Regions from separate parts of the Homo sapiens genome. Here region 2 is linked to region 1. A link is a contact called in ENCODE Hi-C data. All regions are on one chromosome and are shown on one strand. Each heading gives the region's core, a stretch centred on a gene start or an enhancer-like site at or near the end of the contact. The rest is flanking DNA. Distances are from core to core; before and after follow the strand shown. Region 1 has its middle 32 kb from the start of CD28. Region 2 overlaps CTLA4 (cytotoxic T-lymphocyte associated protein 4).

Evidence for each region. A loop is a pair of places that touch in the nucleus more often than their neighbours do. Pooled maps may share reads with other maps.
Region 2: a map with no recorded cell type shows a loop between it and region 1 (6-fold over the local background). The contact joins two enhancer-like sites. A Hi-C loop is called at or near these places in 6 of 37 single-sample maps with no recorded cell type and 4 of 50 pooled maps.

What each region holds. Positions count from the first base shown.
Region 1 is chr2:203,671,097-203,678,233 of GRCh38, forward strand. It overlaps the pseudogene LOC100287498. Among named protein-coding and RNA genes, the nearest start is that of CD28, 32 kb to the right of the region's middle. Within about 2 kb of position 3,000, at least 4 of the 41 ENCODE cell types and tissues checked have a DNase peak (open chromatin) inside an H3K27ac peak, as active enhancers do.
Region 2 is chr2:203,868,607-203,875,743 of GRCh38, forward strand. CTLA4 (cytotoxic T-lymphocyte associated protein 4) reads left to right here. Exons shown (of 4, transcript NM_005214.5): 2 at 1,980-2,327; 3 at 2,772-2,881; 4 at 4,102-5,359. The coding sequence ends at 4,206. Among named protein-coding and RNA genes, the nearest start is that of CTLA4, 4.4 kb to the left of the region's middle. RefSeq lists an enhancer at 2,848-2,957 and a silencer at 3,178-3,267. Within about 2 kb of position 3,050, at least 2 of the 41 ENCODE cell types and tissues checked have a DNase peak (open chromatin) inside an H3K27ac peak, as active enhancers do.

The DNA.
Region 1 (7,137 bases), core at 1,750-4,249:
CTCAGCTATGTAGTGCATATTTTGCAACATTGTGCTTGAGTATTCATACTGGAGAGGAAGGATAAATATCAGCTCAGTCCACAGCTCCAGCTCTTGTGTACTTCTCAAGCCACTTGCCATTGTTCTTCTGCTACCACTGCCCATGGAGACTTCCATTGCTAATAGCAGCTCCACAGCACTGTATTTAATGGCTCCTTCTTAATCCTATCCTACATGACTTGTAGAAAGCTTTGGCTTTGTTGACCATTGCTTCCTTAAAGCAGTCTTTCCCTTGGCTTCTTTCATAGTACCAATTTTCTTTCTACTTATATTGATCCTCCTTTCCAGGCTTCTTCTAGGACTTCTCTTATTATGCTCACACCCCCACTACCCTCATTATCAATGGGGAATCAGATCTCAGTCTTTTTTTCTTTTTTTTTTTTTTTTTTGAGACAGAGTCTTGCTCTGTTGCCCCAGGCTGGAGTGCAATGGTGCGATCTCGGCTCACTACAGCCTCTGCCTTCTGGGTTCAAGTGATTCTCCTGCCTGAGCCTCTGGAGTAGCTGGGATTACAGGTGTGCGCCACCACACCCAGCTAATTTTTGCATTTTTAATAGAGATGTGGTTTCACCATGTTGGTCAGGCTGATCTCGAAAACCTGACCTCGTGATCCGCCTGCTTCGGCCCCCCAAAGTGCTGGGATTACAGGCGTGAGCCACCGCGCCTGGCCCAGATCTCAGTTTTATTTCTTTTCTCACTGTATATATCTTCCCAGGGTGATTTCATTCCAATTGATGGCTTCAGGTATATTTTATGAGCTGATGACTCCCAAGTTTGTTGTCATTTTTGAAGCATTAACTGTTGTCATCCCTGCAAAACAAAAGTAGAAACAAAAAATACAAAGCAGCAGGTTTTTCTAGGCTTATAAGTTTTTTTTTTCAAGTTTCAGTTATTTATTAATCAGTATAATCTTCAACACATTATATCAACATGATTTCATGCATTTAGAGGAGAAATACTTCCTGGTTAAGTGGAAAACTGTGTGGACGGCTTCTGGAAAACCTTCATTCTAAAGCAGCTTTACAGTGACACATTTCACTTAGAAATCTGGACCTTCTTTCTTCAGTTTGCTGTAATCCATATGCACTGAGTAGAACTTGTATTGATCCTTGGGACTCAGTTTGTTCCAGGGCCCTGGGTTATTCTTTCTGTCCCAACTAACATCTGGATTGAACAATGCCAGACACAAGAGATACACTGCTGCTCCAGGACCTCCAGCTCCAATAAATACAAAGAGGGGCATCAAGCTTGGCTGCTTCTTGGTATAACTGAGGATCTAGCAGAGCATGTTTGCAACAGAGGCCCTCGATTAGAAATGAGAGAACCAGCCTAGCCACCAGGCCCTGGGCTAAGTAGTATCTGGCTCATAAGTTTTGAGAGCAAGCTCTAAAACTCCAGTGAACAGTTAGCTGCACGGTGTATTTAGGCAGACCCTTGACCCAGTCCTTCCCTGATTTGTCTTCAAAATAATTGTGGGGGCACTGAAGAATTGTGGGACACTGGCAAGAAGAAGAATCTTAGAGCAATTCTTTGATCTAGTTCAATTAATTAATTAATTGACAAAAATTGTATACATTGATGGTGTACAACATGATGTTTTGATATATGTATACATTGTGGAATGGCAAAAGCAGGATAATTGACATATAAATTCCCTCACATACTTATCTTTTTTTCTTTTTTCTTTTTTTTATGGTGAGAACTTTGGTCTATTTTTCTGGTGAATAATATGTAGCAGGACTGGTACCAGAACCAGGTCATCCAGAGATGTTCTGTCTGCTGCCATCAACTCGGGACCTCAGAAGGTGGTACTCCTCCCCTAAAGGTGAATTATTTTAGCTAAAAAAAAACAAAGAGAAATCCTTATTTCTAGATGAAATAAGAATCAACAGGAAATTCCAGGAGATTTCAGTTACATCAGTTGTTACAGTTGGTACATAATGATGTAACATCTGTTCCAAAGAAAACAGCAAGTATGTATTTAATACACTTTTACGAAGTCCCCATGTTTTCTTTTCTTTTCTTTTTTCTTTTCTTTCCTTTTTTTTTTTTTTTTTTTTTTTGAGGGTTGCAAGGTTTATTGTGAAGAGTGAAAGAACAAAGCTTCCACAGCGTGGAATGGGACCCGAGTGGGTTACAGCTGCTGGCTGGGGTTGCCAGCTTTCATTCCCTTATTGGCCCCTCCCATGTTCTGTTTTCATCCTATCAGAATGCCCTTTTTTCAATCCTCCCTGCGATTGGCTACTTTTAGGATCCTGCTGATTGGTGCATTTTACAGACCGCTGACTGGTGCGTTGTACAGAGTGCTGATTGGTGCATTTTACAATCCTCTTGCTAGCTACAGAGTGCTGATTGGTGCGTTTTACAATCCTCTTGTAAGACAGGAAAGTTCTCCAAGTCCCCACTCGACCAAGGAAGTCCTGCTGGCTTCACCTCTCAATCCCCGCTCTAAACAAGACATCCCAGCTGAAAAGTCCCCATATTTTCTTTTAGTAATCATTTTAATGTGTGTGTGTGAGAAAAGGACACTATTAAAAGAAACTTTTAAACTTTTCTTTTCTAGTCCTATGTCTACTTTTAGCCAATATTTGTGAGCATCAACCATATCCCTCCTCAGTAATTATATTTTATTTTTTCCTCCCAGGTCATGTGAAAGACTGTGTATAATTCAGAAGAGATATTTCTACAGTGAAAAAAAATACCCCATATTTAAATCAATTCAAGTTTCTTCTTGACATCTAGGCTGTATCTAGGACACATCTGGACATCTGGAAACATCCAAATTTGACTGACTTTTCCAGTTTTCAGCAGAACATTTAGTAAATAAAAGAATAAGAAACTTGTACTAATCATATATTTTTTTGAAAGTCAACAGCATTTCAGTGGGGCTGATGTCCTCATGGCCTGGCCTTTATTTCTTGCCTCATGTCAGACTTAACCCATGTTGGTGGAGGAGGCTGACATTCAAAGGGTGTGGTTTTTGAGGTTGCCACATGCCTTGCCATGACTTAAAATATCTCTCTCTGGCTGCCAGATGGCCTGGGGAAGCACCAGACACAGGCTCCATTGACCTCAGAACTTGTTGCTTTAGGACTGGAAGCTCTTTCAGGGTCTTTCTTAAATTTCTGTTTCTAAATATCTGAAGCACATCAAGCCTTAAACTGGGGTTTTGTGCTGCTCCTCCTCGCTTTCCTGAAAGCAAAGGGTAAGAATTAATTTCGGGCACAGATAGTAAATGCTGACTTTTCATTGTTCCCTTGAGAACACTTCACTCTCCAAGAGAAAGTCTCCCTTCTTCAGCCCAAATCTTGTGGAAACTGTGCATATGAGGTGTGGAGAAACCCCATGGGAAAACTGGGAGTCTACAAACAGGCCTAGTCTTTGAGGATGCTCGGCAGGGGTGGAGGAAGACGCCTCAGGTATCTCTTCAGGTCCAATTCCCTACTGGATGTAGATATACAAAATGTAATTTACTTCCAGTTATTGAATGATAATGTCTTGAAACATTAGAAAAATAGTCATCTTGAAGGAAAAGGCAAAGAAGATTATTTGGAGAGGAGAAGTTTTTTTTCTGTTTGTAGAGTGGAAAAGTGAGATAAATTGGTTTGAAAAAAGAAAAGTAAATACATTGCAAGGGAAACTTTATTCATTAAACATTTATTGAGCACCTACTAAGTGCCAGAGACAGTTCTAGTCTCTGGAGATACAATAGTTAGCGGACTAGACAAACATGTTCTTTGGCCTTATGGACTTCTCAGTCAAGTGAAAGGGCATGGAGGGGACCTAACCCAGCGGGTGTGTGCAGCAAGGGATCAGAGGAGATTTCTCTGAAGGAGTTATATTTAAACAAAGACCTGAATAGAGTTAGATGGACAAAGCCCCCAGTTTAGTTTGGCTTCATTTTCAATGATCCCATTACAAAGCAAAACCAAACAAAAATTCAGTTCTAAGTCCTTTATTTTTTTCTACTTTAGACGGTTGCCTGCCTGAGATACAACTCTGATTTCAACAAGAGACAATTGGATTGCTATTTTTCTCTCTCCTTTGACTTGATATTTATTATTTCTCATCTCTCACTGTGTTATGACTTATTGGTTTATGTCTGTCTCTCTCTGTAGACTATGAGTCACTAAAAGCCAGGGACTGTCTTAATAGTCTTTGTTCAGGCACCACATAGCTCTAGGATGAATAAATAAAGGAATCAAGATGAATGAATAAAAATAACAGTTGTTTTCACAGCATCATTTTGCATCGAGAAAAGTGTCATATCAAACTATTCTTCCCATCCAATCTCTTTAATTGCACAACTAACCGAATCTCCCATCCAGTCTATTCAATAACACTAATGCATTGAGCGTCTACCATGTACAGGCCACATGTTTGTCATGGGGATGTAATGGTGAGCACAATAGACAAGGCATTGGCTCTTGTGGAGTGTACAGTCTGATGGAGGAAGACAAACTTTATATAAATAATCACTCAAATACTTGATTCCTAATTCTATCAAAAGAAACAATGTAGGTAAAAATACTGAAATAAAAGATTTGAGTTGAAAATGGCAGGAAAATTTAAAGTTTTGCCAAGTTTTTGGATGCCTATAAGAAATGTGTCTTATGCTTGCTTCCTCTTTTCCCTTCTAGCTTCTTGCAGTAATTGAGTTTGTAAAATCAAGATGCATAATTTCTACAGGGAAAAGCAAATAAATTGCATTCATTCTAGGTATTTTAGCTGCCTAGGTTGGCCCAACTGTTAATAGCAAAACCCATTTTTTGGGCAAACACCAGCTAATCATTAGTGGTACTTTGATTTTCCCCAAAGTTGTTTTCTCGTCATCCTGATAACTATCACGCAAGTCAGAATCCAATTTTGCACGGAAGTTTTAGAGCTCTAATTACCATCGTCTATAATCAGGGGTGTTATTCCTGCACATTAAGAGTATGAGAGGATATACCAGGAAAGGGAAATGGAAGAATGAAAACAAACAAACAAACCAGAGAAGCAAATGAGATGACAGATGGATATAGAGATAGAAAATAAGAGTAACAAAAATTTGCACTGCTCTCCAAATGTCAGAAAGACTACTCTTAGAAGCTTATGAAATAATTATACACAGAACAGGATACACATTTTTTTTTTGGCTCCAGATCTAAGAAAATAACTCTTTGGTATTAGAAGATGAACATTGAAGGAACAAACTGACCTCCTTAATATAGTAGGACAATAAACTACTATTAAGTTGATATTTCATAGTTCCCTTTGAAATTTTTGGATATAAATCAGGATTCCTCTTCCCCACCCAATGTTCTTTCCCTTTCTTTCCATATTTTTCTCATTTTTGATTTTTTTTCTTTTTTCTGAATGCTATCGTGGATCTCTGAACTGTGCTGCTAATACACATGATATATATGCTACTGACAATAAACAAGTATGAAGGTGAGAGGGCACATGAAATGGTGTGATGACACTGGATAATAGTATTCACAGATATTTTACTTCTCAGATAAAAGAAACTGCTAATAATTTGAAAAGGAAAGGCATATTTGCTACTGTTGTTTAATATTGTAAAATGTTTGAAAATACTGTCTCCTTTATTCCTAGTCTGGTGTTGAATTGTTTACCATTTTAATAAAAATATGAGAGCTGAGTTGGTAAGAATAAAGACAGCAAGAGAGATAGAAAGAAAGAATAAAAGAAGTGAGCTGGGCGCGGTGGCTCACTCTTGTAATCCCAGCACTCTGGGAGGCTGAGGTGGGTGGATCACCTGAGGTCAGGAGTTCGAGACCAGCCTGGCCAACATGAAGAAACCCTGTCTTTACTAAAAATATAAAAATTAGCTGGGCATGGTGGCACATGCCTCTAATCCCAGCTACCTGGGAGGCTGAGGCAGGAGAATTGCTTGAACCCAGGAGGCAGAGGTTGCAGTGAGCCAAGATCGCACCACTGCACTCCAGCCTGGGTGACAGAGTGAGACTCCATCTCAAAAAAAAAAAAAAAAAAGAAATGAAAAAAAAATAGAAGTATGGGTCACTACTCACAGCTTCACCATTAAAGTAGACTACCTCCATCTCCCCAAATGAGCCTCCCGTTTGTGTTTACCTTGTCAACCATGGAGGACAGCCAAATAAGAACCTTATAACAGGTTGCACTTCATATGCCATGAGTCATGCATCCTCAACAGGGGCTATGTCACCCCCAAGGAAGTGAAAATTGGTTGTGAGTATATGTAATCTTACTTTCTCATGTATAAAGATACATATATATATATATTATATATATAAAACAGATACATAGTTTATATGATATTAAAATTTTGTGGGGGGCAATTAAAAAATGTCTGAAAATGTTTTTTAGAGGGACAACAATAATGAAAACAAATGATTGAGAGACACTGGCTTTAATTGTATCTTCATGCTTTGTAGAGGAGGTAATTTACTTCTGGGTGAAGCTACTTTATCTTAAAGAGCTTGATATTTATACTGCAACACCAACTAGGAAATGACCATTATTGAATGAAGCCAAAATGGTACCATGACTACCAAATGGTGGAGAAGCTTGAGGCAAATGGATAGGCTTCTCAATAGCCTTACTATAAACCCAACAAATATAGCCCCAGATCGACTATTTGTATTGGAAATGAAGTGGTAAGAGGTAAATCATTTTTTGCTTATTTGCAGATTTTTTTTTTTTTTCCCTGAGACAGAGTCTTGCTCTGTTGCCCAGGCTGGAGTGCAGTGGCACAATCTTGGCTCACTGCAACCTCTGCCTCCCAGGTTTAAGCAATTCTCCTGCCTCAGCCTCCCGAGTAGCTGGGATTACAGGCGCACACCACTACGCCCGGCTAATTTTTTTTTTTTTTTTTTGGTAGAGACGGGGTTTCACCATGTTGGCCAGACTGGTCTCAACCTCCTGACCTCGTGATCTGCCAACCTCAGCCTCCCAAAGTGCTGGGATTACAGGCCATTAGCCACCACGCCCAGCCTGCAGATTTTAATTTACAGAATCTATAGTTTCAGGGATACATGTACAGTAGACATTTTCATAACTGACTCTCACTTAATTGACTTGCCAGATTAAGAGGTTCTCCACATCCTCTTTAAT
Region 2 (7,137 bases), core at 1,800-4,299, 200 kb after region 1:
TTCTACTAGCTAATTAGCCAATTATTTAAAAATAAAAGTTTGAAATTGCCAAAAAAAAAAGACAAGGAAAAGGAAAGAAAGAAAGCCACCAGTCTGTTTGGCATACAATACTTAATTGTTGCCTGACCTACGTGTGGGTTTCAGATGCAGATCCTCAGTTTTCAGCTCTTCAGAGACTGACACCAGGTTTGTTACACGGCTTAAAATGATGAGTATATCCATTGAATCTCAACCTTATCTCTCTCTAGACCTTCTTGGTTAAGAAACCATGTAGTTTGTATGAAGTAGGTACTCAAAAGATATTTGATGATTTAATTTTTACTGGAGAAGAAATATTCATATATGTTTTCTTATTTTTACATGTTTTAAATATGTAAAGATTAAATAAACACTCTTAGAAGTATTTAAATTTCCTAAAGTAAATTTATCTCAACCAGTAACAGGACCCTCCCAATACTGGAAAGTTGAGTGTGACCGCATTTAGTGGTGATGAGTGTGAGCTTGCTTGGGGAGAGGGCAGGACATTTAGGATTTCTTAAGCTTAGAGTCAATACAATAAAGATTATTGAGTGCTCACTTGGGTGGGCTATAATCACTGCTCACAGGAGTTCATGAACCACAAGTAAAAGAGTGAGGAGATATGATTAGCTCACAAATAACTTTAATACAGAGCAGAAAGTAATGAACTACTGCAATGGAGTTATCACAGTGCTAAGGATGCTCAGAGGGCATCTCTGATAGGCAGAGGTGAGGGTTAGGGAAGGAAGCTGTAGTCTAGCTAGCTAGAGCTGCTGGAATAGACATGACAATGGCTGCTGCCAAACTGTTTTCTCTTCTGAGGACAGATGTCCCGTGCAAGTGGCTTGGTGGAAGGGACTAGTGTCTCTAATATAGGGTGATTTATAAGCAGGAAAGTGTGTCCTAGAAATTCAGACCAGAGTGATAGATTGGAATTGGATCATGGGGGACTCATTGAATGTTATTTATTGTATTTGTTTTTGCGATCAGTGTTAGTAAAGTGTCAAAGGGATTGAGCAGATGAGTGACATCATGCAACACAAGTTTTGAGTTTCACTTGTCAGACTGACTGGAGAGGGGCCTGGTTAGTTACAGGAAGGTAATTTGGCATGCAGCCACTATTTTTGAGTTGATGCAAGCCTCTCTGTATGGAGAGCTGGTCTCCTTTATCCTGTGGGAAAAGAGAACAAAGGAGCATGGGAGTGTTCAAGGGAAGGAGAAATAAAGGGCAGAGAGGCAGCGGTGGTGTCAGGGGAAGCCCACAGGAGTTAACAGCAGGGTTGCCTCAACCTAGAGAGGAAGCGACCTGGTGCCCTCGGCTCTGTGGCTTCCTTCATCTAACAACATCTTCCACTCTACAACAATGCCAGGGAAGGCGGAGGCTGGTACAGTGCATCAAGACACAGCTACTCCTGGGTGACAGAGGTTCAGGGCCAGCTCACTAAGTAGGCAGAAGTTTTTGACATATACTTTGAGAGATAAAGCAAGATTCTGTACCTCAACCTTCAGAATTTCCCCTACCACTCATTATAGTTCCGGAGCTATATAGCTCCTATCATTCTATCATAACCTTAGAATACCAGAGAACATATCATCTCATCTAATTATCTCTTACTATATGTGAAAAAAATGAAGGACATGGGGGAAGTGTGACTTGCCCCAAATCACATATTTCATGGTAGAGCCAGGTCTTCTGTTTGTCATATCAGTGTTCTTCCTGCCACAACCATCTTGAAGAATCTATTTCTCAGTAAGAAAATATCTTTATGGAGAGTAGCTGGAAAACAGTTGAGAGATGGAGGGGAGGCTGGGGGTGTGGAGAGGGGAAGGGGTAAGTGATAGATTCGTTGAAGGGGGGAGAAAAGGCCGTGGGGATGAAGCTAGAAGGCAGAAGGGCTTGCCTGGGCTTGGCCATGAAGGAGCATGAGTTCACTGAGTTCCCTTTGGCTTTTCCATGCTAGCAATGCACGTGGCCCAGCCTGCTGTGGTACTGGCCAGCAGCCGAGGCATCGCCAGCTTTGTGTGTGAGTATGCATCTCCAGGCAAAGCCACTGAGGTCCGGGTGACAGTGCTTCGGCAGGCTGACAGCCAGGTGACTGAAGTCTGTGCGGCAACCTACATGATGGGGAATGAGTTGACCTTCCTAGATGATTCCATCTGCACGGGCACCTCCAGTGGAAATCAAGTGAACCTCACTATCCAAGGACTGAGGGCCATGGACACGGGACTCTACATCTGCAAGGTGGAGCTCATGTACCCACCGCCATACTACCTGGGCATAGGCAACGGAACCCAGATTTATGTAATTGGTGAGCAAAGCCATTTCACTGAGTTGACACCTGTTGCATTGCAGTCTTCTATGCACAAAAACAGTTTTGTTCCTTAATTTCAGGAGGTTTACTTTTAGGACTGTGGACATTCTCTTTAAGAGTTCTGTACCACATGGTAGCCTTGCTTATTGTGGGTGGCAACCTTAATAGCATTCTGACTGTAAAATAAAATGATTTGGGGAAGTTGGGGCTCTCGCTCTGGAGTGCTAACCATCATGACGTTTGATCTGTACTTTTGATATGATATGATGCTCCTGGGGAAGTAGTCCCAAATAGCCAAACCTATTGGTGGGCTACCCATGCAATTTAGGGGTGGACCTCAAGGCCTGGAAGCTCTAATGTCCTTTTTTCACCAATGTTGGGGAGTAGAGCCCTAGAGTTTAAAACTGTCTCAGGGAGGCTCTGCTTTGTTTTCTGTTGCAGATCCAGAACCGTGCCCAGATTCTGACTTCCTCCTCTGGATCCTTGCAGCAGTTAGTTCGGGGTTGTTTTTTTATAGCTTTCTCCTCACAGCTGTTTCTTTGAGCAAAATGGTGAGTGTGGTGCTGATGGTGCACCATGTCTGATGGGGATACCTTTAGTGGTATCAACTGGCCAAAAGATGATGTTGAGTTTAGTGTTCTTGAGATGAGATGAGGCAATAAATGAAGAGGAAGGACAGTGGTAAAGAACGCACTAGAACCGTAGGCATTGGCATTTGAGGTTTCAGAATGACTAATATTTTAGATGAATTTGTTTGACATTGAATGTTCATGTGCTTCTGAGCAGGGTTTCAATTTGAGTAACCGTTGCAATAACATGGGGCAGCTGTTTTGCTCTTTGTCTTCATGACAACTGTACTTAAGCTAACAGCCCTGAAACATGAGATTAGGCTGGGCAGAATGCTGCTAGAGAGGACCACTTGGATGGTCTTTATTCTCCTTCTCCATGTCCCTCTCCATCACCTGGAAGTCACCTCTGGGTGCCACTCTGGTGCCTTCCTTGTCGAAGCTGTAGCTGCTCACATGACACCTATCCCTGTTATCCAGTTTGCTTGACTGGGACGTTTTGCCTTCCCCTTCAGCCAGGAAGTGAAAGTCCCAGTTTTTATTTATCACAGGTGTTGGTATTGGTGGTAGAAGAGGTAGAATTATGGAATCAGGCCTCCTGTCAGGATTTCTTTTTGACAGTCCCTCTCAGACACCTCTGCCTAAGGCCAGCTTTGCCATTACAAACTCTCCCTTCTCCCTCTCTCCCTTCTTCTCTTCCTCTTCCTTCTTCTCGCTCTTTCTCTCTCTCTCTTTCTCCCTCTCTGTCTCTTATACACATACACAAAGATATACTCTATTCCAACATCCTCTACCCAACCTGACAGAGATGTCCTTTGCTGTAGGTTCAGCAGTGGGGATGAGAAATACAGCTCTCAAACAGGATAACTAAAGCTTATTATCTTATCAAGCTTGTTCCCTTGCAGACAAGATTGATCAATTATCATAGGCTTTCTGGGTGTTCTTTCTGAAGCTTTCTCAAAGTCTCTTTCTCCTATCTTCCATTCAAGGCAAATGATTGCCATTTAACATCAAAATCACAGTTATTTATCTAAAATAAATTTTAATAGCTGAATCAAGAAAATCTCCTGAGGTTTATAATTCTGTATGCTGTGAACATTCATTTTTAACCAGCTAGGGACCCAATATGTGTTGAGTTCTATTATGGTTAGAAGTGGCTTCCGTATTCCTCAGTAGTAATTACTGTTTCTTTTTGTGTTTGACAGCTAAAGAAAAGAAGCCCTCTTACAACAGGGGTCTATGTGAAAATGCCCCCAACAGAGCCAGAATGTGAAAAGCAATTTCAGCCTTATTTTATTCCCATCAATTGAGAAACCATTATGAAGAAGAGAGTCCATATTTCAATTTCCAAGAGCTGAGGCAATTCTAACTTTTTTGCTATCCAGCTATTTTTATTTGTTTGTGCATTTGGGGGGAATTCATCTCTCTTTAATATAAAGTTGGATGCGGAACCCAAATTACGTGTACTACAATTTAAAGCAAAGGAGTAGAAAGACAGAGCTGGGATGTTTCTGTCACATCAGCTCCACTTTCAGTGAAAGCATCACTTGGGATTAATATGGGGATGCAGCATTATGATGTGGGTCAAGGAATTAAGTTAGGGAATGGCACAGCCCAAAGAAGGAAAAGGCAGGGAGCGAGGGAGAAGACTATATTGTACACACCTTATATTTACGTATGAGACGTTTATAGCCGAAATGATCTTTTCAAGTTAAATTTTATGCCTTTTATTTCTTAAACAAATGTATGATTACATCAAGGCTTCAAAAATACTCACATGGCTATGTTTTAGCCAGTGATGCTAAAGGTTGTATTGCATATATACATATATATATATATATATATATATATATATATATATATATATATATATATATATATTTTAATTTGATAGTATTGTGCATAGAGCCACGTATGTTTTTGTGTATTTGTTAATGGTTTGAATATAAACACTATATGGCAGTGTCTTTCCACCTTGGGTCCCAGGGAAGTTTTGTGGAGGAGCTCAGGACACTAATACACCAGGTAGAACACAAGGTCATTTGCTAACTAGCTTGGAAACTGGATGAGGTCATAGCAGTGCTTGATTGCGTGGAATTGTGCTGAGTTGGTGTTGACATGTGCTTTGGGGCTTTTACACCAGTTCCTTTCAATGGTTTGCAAGGAAGCCACAGCTGGTGGTATCTGAGTTGACTTGACAGAACACTGTCTTGAAGACAATGGCTTACTCCAGGAGACCCACAGGTATGACCTTCTAGGAAGCTCCAGTTCGATGGGCCCAATTCTTACAAACATGTGGTTAATGCCATGGACAGAAGAAGGCAGCAGGTGGCAGAATGGGGTGCATGAAGGTTTCTGAAAATTAACACTGCTTGTGTTTTTAACTCAATATTTTCCATGAAAATGCAACAACATGTATAATATTTTTAATTAAATAAAAATCTGTGGTGGTCGTTTTCCGGAGTTGTCTTTATCATCCTTGCATTTGAATATTGTGTTCAAATTTTTGATTGATTCATTCAGTATCTGGTGGAGTCTCCAATATTAGAAATACTGGAAACAAACTGAAAAACCACAAAAGGACAAATAATGCTTCATGAGTCAGCTTTGCACCAGCCATTACCTGCAAGTCATTCTTGGAAGGTATCCATCCTCTTTCCTTTTGATTTCTTCACCACTATTTGGGATATAACGTGGGTTAACACAGACATAGCAGTCCTTTATAAATCAATTGGCATGCTGTTTAACACAGGTTCTTCACCTCCCCTTTCTTACCGCCTGCTTTCTCAGCTCAACTATCACAGGCATTACAGTTGTCATGGCAACCCCAATGTTGGCAACCACGTCCCTTGCAGCCATTTTGATCTGCCTTCCTGAAATATAGAGCTTTTCCCTGTGGCTTCCAAATGAACTATTTTGCAAATGTGGGGAAAACACACACCTGTGGTCCTATGTTGCTATCAGCTGGCACACCTAGGCCTGGCACACTAAGCCCTCTGTGATTCTTGCTTAACCAATGTATAGTCTCAGCACATTTGGTTTCCACTTAAGGTTTCCTATTTTTGACCTCCACATCCTGTTATTGTCTTTTGCAGTGATTCTCAGTGTGGTCAGGGACCACCTGTAACTGAATCCACTGGGTCACTTACTAAAAACACCAATTCACACTTATTCCCAGATGCGTTGAATCAGAATCTTTGAGTGGTGGGGCCAGGAGTTTGTATTTCCAAAAATCTTCCCAGTGCTTCTTATACCCATCAAGTTTTGAGAATCACTGCTTAGGCAACTCTGTCTGTGTCTCTTCCTCTGTCTCTCCCCCTTGCTCATTCTCTTGCTTGCTCTTGCTCTCTTTCTCTCTTTCTTGCCCCAGCAAGTGCTAACAAACACACAAGACAGCACATAGTAAGCATTTCAAAAGGGGTTGTTAAAAAAAAACGAATAGGTCTTTCAAAGTAAGGTAATGATTATTACCTAGAATGAGCTCCTTTTCTGTGGAAGACTGTGCTTCTTGCTCTCTAGGCCTTTGGATGGTAGCCATGAAGAAAAACACCAATCAGGAGCCTCAGTGGATAGTATATCATTTCCACTCCTCTAAACATCTTTAGAGAGATTACTCTTTTTCATAGTTGATGGGCAGATCTGAGTGACAGAGAGTGCCTTACACAAGTGATGCCCTCCAGGTACCTTTCAGACACCCTTAGATAATGGACTACTTTATATAAGCTTAATATTTCCTCTGCTATTGCCTAAAATTCTACCATTTGTTGTTCACTGAGATAAGACTTGCCCTCTTCATTCAGTCTCAATCTTATAAAAATAAAATACCCTTTAGCTCAAAAAAGCTTCCCCTATGGCAGAAGAATTGTACAAGAAAGACTATGACCCGGGGTTCCGCTGAAAGGGGAGAAAGCAAATATGAGGGTAAGGGAGTGCATCTGGGCACCAAATGAAAGCCTCTTCTAATTCCCATGTCATTTATGAGAGAAGATTCTATGTCTGTAGTACTCAGAGAGGTGAACTGCCCCCAAATCAGAGGACCAACTGTCACATGGGATTCCAACCTTCATCATCATCTCCATTTCTGGGATCAGGGTCCTGGGGCAGCTCCAAGCCCAAATAATCCATGAACCCAAAAGGGGCTTGGCCTACCATGCAGGGGGAGCCTGGGCGTTGCAACCCTCCTCCTTGGAACCACTTGTCACAGGCAAGACTGTGGATGACAAGGGAGCCGGATAGAGTGG